Linked DNA regions of Homo sapiens: region 2 is linked to region 1. Evidence: chromatin loops called from intact Hi-C (ENCODE). Cell type or tissue: body of pancreas. All regions are shown on one strand.

Evidence for each region. A loop is a pair of places that touch in the nucleus more often than their neighbours do. Peaks named below come from ENCODE experiments on the same cell type or tissue, not always from the same donor. Only the 100,000 strongest peaks of a DNase experiment are listed, where the experiment ranks them.
Region 2: it touches region 1 in a loop (1.9-fold over the local background); 58 of 110 quality-filtered maps call a loop at or near these places.

Annotation. Positions count from the first base shown.
Region 1 is chr4:25,243,946-25,246,445 of GRCh38, reverse strand. All of the region lies in intron 1 of PI4K2B (phosphatidylinositol 4-kinase type 2 beta), which reads right to left. Among named protein-coding and RNA genes, the nearest start is that of PI4K2B, 11 kb to the right of the region's middle. In body of pancreas, no CTCF peak of the experiment used is centred here; no DNase peak of the experiment used is centred here.
Region 2 is chr4:25,298,872-25,301,371 of GRCh38, reverse strand. LOC124900685 (a long non-coding RNA gene) reads right to left here. Exons shown (of 2, transcript XR_007058088.1): 2 at 1-216. Among named protein-coding and RNA genes, the nearest start is that of ZCCHC4, 13 kb to the left of the region's middle. In body of pancreas, a CTCF peak has its summit at 1,344; a DNase peak (open chromatin) is centred at 1,321; H3K27ac peaks cover 1,148 bases.

The DNA.
Region 1 (2,500 bases):
CCAATCAGTGCTCTGTATCTAGCTAATCTAGTGGGGACATGGAGAACTTTTGTGTCTAGCTCAGGGATTGTAAACGCACCAATCAGCACCCTGTCAAAACGGACCAATCAGCTCTCTGTAAAACAGACCAATCGGCGCTCTGTAAAATGGACCAATCAGCAGGATGTGGGTGGGGCCAGATAAGGGAACAAAAGCAGGCTGCCCGAACCAGCAGTGGCAACCCACTCAGGTCCCCTTCCACACTGTGGAAGCTTTGTTCTTTCGCTCTTTGCAATAAATCTTGCTGCTGCTCACTCTTTGGGTCCACACTGCCTTTCTGAGCTGTAACACTCACCGCGAAGGTCTGCAGCTTCACTCCTGAAGCCAGCGAGACCACGAACCCACCAGAAGAAAGAAACTCCGAACACATCCGAACATCAGAAGGAACAAACTCCGGACACACTGCGTTTAAGAACTGTAACACTCATTGGGAGGGTCCGTGGCTTCATTCTTGAAGTCAGTGAGACCAAGAACCCACCAATTCCGGACACATTTTGATGACCCAGATGGGACTATCGCCTATTGCCAAGCAGTGAGACTCGCCAAGCAGTGAGACAACTGCCCATTGCTAAACAAAGGGACTATCGCCTATCGCCAAGTGGTGAGACTATCACCGAGCAGTGAGACCATCGCCTATCGCTGAGCAGTGAGACTGTCACCTATCACCAAGCAGTGAGTGCCATCGGACCCCTTTCACTTGCTATTCTGTCCTATTTTTCCTTAGAACGGGGGCTAAATACCGGGCACCTGTCGGCCAGTTAAAAGCGACTAGCATGGCCACTGGACTAAAGACACGGGTCTCAGGCTTTCTGGGAAAGGGCTCTCTAACAACCCCAGACTCTTCAGAGTTGGGAGCGTTGGTTTGCCTAGAACCAGCTTCCACTTTTCCTGTACTTTTGGGCTGAGCCGAGGGTCGACAGAGAGGAAAGCCATGCAGCTCCGCAGGTACCAACAACTTGGTTGACCCTGCGGCCATGAGCGGAACTCTCCAAGGCATGTCACCCAAGCGAGATTTGCCCATCTATCCTATCTATCCTGACCCTTACCCCCTGGGTCCTAGTGCCTGCCAGACAAACTTCCTCTCGCCTCTCTTCTCCGAGGTTAGTCCCGCTTCTAAAAATTGCTACCTGTCTCTGGTGCTCTTCTAGTTTCTCCTATAAAATGACTTCTAGTATAAACTGTTACCTTCTTTAGGCACCCAGGCTCACCAATCAGAAAGACATAATTTTTGCCCGAAGCCCCATCGTAGTGGGGACTACCTGGAACTTTAGGATCCCTCCTCAGACTAATAGGCCTAACAAAAGCTATTCCTGAAGCTAGGATATGGGGAGCCTCAGAAATTGTATCCTTCCTATTCATATAAGTGAGGACAAAAGGTGTCACTCTTCCAACCCTGGAGATCCCTTCCCTCCCTCAGGGTATGGCTCTCCACTTCATTTTTGGGGCATAACATCTTTATAGGACAGGGGTAAAGTCCCAATACTAACAGGAGAATGCTTAGGACTCTTAACAGGTTTTTGAGAATGCGTCGGTAAGGGTCGGTAAGGGTCACTAAGCACAACTATTCCAATCAGCAGGGTCCAGGGACCGTTGCGGGTTCTTGGGCAGGGGTTGTTTCTGCTGCTGCGTCAGTGAGCGCAACTATTCCGATCAGCAGGGTCCAGGGACCGTTGCGGGTTCTTGGGCAGGGGGAGAAACAAAACAAACCAAAACTGCAGGCGGTTTTGTCTTTCAGATGGGAAACACTCAGGCATCAACAGACTCACCCTTGAAATGCATCCTAAGCCATTGGGACCAATTTGACCCATAAACCCTGAAAAAGAGGCGGCTCATTTTTTTCTGCACTATGGCTTGGCCCCAATATTCTCTCTCTGATGGGGAAAAATGGCCACCTGAGGGAAGTATAAATTACAATACTATCTAGCAGCTTGACCTTTTCTGTAAGAGGGAAAGCAAATGAAGTGAAATACCTTATGTCCAAGCTTTCTTTTCATTGAGGGAGAATACACAACTATGCAAAGCTTACAACTTACATCCCACAGGAGGACTTCTCAGCTTACCCCCATATCCTAGCCTCCCTATAGCTCCCCTTCCTATTAATGATAATCCTCCTCTAATCTCCCCTGCCCAGAAGGAAATAAGCAAAAAAATCTCCAAAGGACCACAAACCCCCGGGCTATTGGTTATGTCCCCTTCAAGCTGTAGGGGGAGGGGAATTTGGCCCAACCTGGGTACATGTCCCCTTCTCCCTCTCTGATTTAAAGCAGATCAAGGCAGACCTGGGGAAGTTTTCAGATGATCCTGATAGGTACATAGATGTCCTAAAGGGTCTAGGGCAAACCTTCGACCTTGCTTGGAGAGATGTCATGCTACTCTTAGATCAAATCCTGGCCTTTAATGAGAAGAATGTGACTTTAGATGCAGCCCAAGAGTTTGGAGATACCTGGTGTCTTAGTCAAGT
Region 2 (2,500 bases), 55 kb before region 1:
CCTAGGTCTACAAGGTCAAAGTGACATGGAAGTTTCTGGAACTTTCATAGAACCCAAAAAGAATAAGTATATGGAAAACGCAGGTCTACAACAGCTGTGGCCTTCGGTAGAGGGCTTCAGCCAACCACGACAAGCCCACCGGGCAGAAGCTGGCGAGATAAATGCTTCAATCTCACTCTCCTCCTTCAGCTTACACATCTTTCTTCTGTGTGTCTCCTATTGGCAAAGAGCAACCAGAAGTGAGAGGTGTCCATAAAAGTGCCATCCATGAAAGTCAGCCTCCCAGAGCACAAGGCAGGAGGGAAGGGTGGAGAGTAGATCTGGAGGAGAAAACAGGAGATGTCCAGTGTAGCATGGACAACAGTTAGCACCCAGTAAAGTGAGATATACCAAGATACGGCCAGGAGTGGTGGCTCACACCTGTAATCCCAGCACTTTGGGAGGCCGAGACGGGTGGATCACAAGGTCAGGAGATTGAGACCATCCTGGCTAACACGGTGAAACCCCGTCTCTACTAAAAAATAGAAAACATTAGCCGGGCGTGGTGGTGGGCGCCTGTAGTCCCAGCTACTCGGGAGTCTGAGGCAGGAGAATGGCGTGAACCCAGGAGGAAGAGCTTGCAGTGAGCCGAGATCATGCCACTGCACTCCAGCCTGGGTGACAGAGCGAGACTCCGTCTCAAAAAAAAAAAAAAAAAAAAAAGATATACCAAGATACGTGTGGTAGCACTGTGAAATAAATAAGCAAGCACACACACAGACATGTACACAGATGATACATATGCATGCACAGGAAATTTAAATAACCTGCCCCAAATTATAAGGAGAACAGCCACTAGAATTGAGTTAATCTCTTCATTCAAAGTCAAAGATTTTTCCACTTCATTCCTGTAAGGATTACATTAAACTTCTGCATAACCATGACAACTTGTCCCGAGCCTCAGACTTTTGAAACTTAAAGGTAATAACATTTGTCCTCAAGACATATTAAGGGGATACTGTCCCACTGAAGGAGCAGGACTTTAGCCAGAAATTCAGGGAATGAAGCATTTCCAACTCCTCACAGACAACATGGATAGCAAGTGTAGCTAGATGATAAATTGCTTAGAAGTCATACTAGTGCAGTTACTTCCCTGGTTTAAACAAGTACTTGGGTTTAAATGCAGTTCCTGGTTACCTTTAAGTACTGCAATTTAAAACAAACACTTGAAGGCTACAGTAGCTTTCTAGATTGTTCCCAAAGCCACACTGAGATCAAAGGCAGTGTTGTTCTCCCAGACTGGCGTTCAGGCAGAAGCACCTGGTTAAACCAGTTCCATCGGCTATGGGATCGGCCCAGCCCAAGATGTTTATACAACTTTCTGACTCTTGGGGGAAGGCAAGTCTACTTGATTTTTCTGCTGCTTCTGTGAGTCTCAGAAGTTTCCGAAGCTTTACCTGTCAGGTAGGAATTGTGTAACCAGAGCTTCTGGGGCAGGCAGCGTTCTGGGAGTCAAAGGAAAAATAAACACATCTCTTCGCTTATAGAGATTAGCGGCTTCTTTTTGATATCACATGCTTTCAATTTCCAGATCTTAAAAAACCCACAAGACAACATGCAAGAGCACCAGCTACTGACTGCCAGGTTAGCATTTCACCCGCTAGACCCAGGCGCCAGGATTCTGAACAAATACATTTGGAAATGCCACTTGGTCTATCCTGGAGTCAGCTTTGGATAAGTCTCTAACTAGGGACCTCAGGTGCCTTTTCCTGTCAAGCCCAGAGTAACCCCTTATATGCCATGGAACAGAAAACTTTAATAGCTTTATGATTCCAAATTTGTCACCGTGCTCCAAGAAAGATGTCATAAAATCTAGAAATTTGCATGCACACATATTCACTTTATGCAATAATCCAAACCCATAAACATGGGTGCATGCCTTATTTCGTCATCTAAAACCAAAGATCCAAAAGTGCCGTGAACACACAGACTCTGCTCAGTGGAGATGAAGACCGCTCATGCCACATTTTTCACAAAACAACCCTCATTTAATCCTTGGTACAAACGTCACGAGCTATTTGCTCATGTCTTTTATACGTGGAGAAAGAGCAGATTTGGGAGATTGCAAGATCTGCTCAAAGACATGAAACTAACAAAGGGCAGAACCAAGATTTAAACTCAGGTCCCTATCCCAAAACCCAAACTCAAAACAGAATGGTACATACTTTCTATCCACTTACTGAAGATAGACAACATTTAGAACATAAAGTAAGTAAGTTTACAGTATTTTTAAGTGACAAAAGTTAAATCGATTGTCATTGCTTAGTGGTAGAATAAAAACTTTAAAGCTTAAGGATTTATTTTCTTGAAGAACTCTTTATATGGCTTCTGAAGTAGGTTAAAAATTAGTAAACAAAATGATGCTGATTAATAATGCAGTTTGCTTAGATAAATGCATTTTTATTATATATTTTTAATGTTCAAGCAATAGGCTCACAATATTTAGGAATCTTCTTATGAG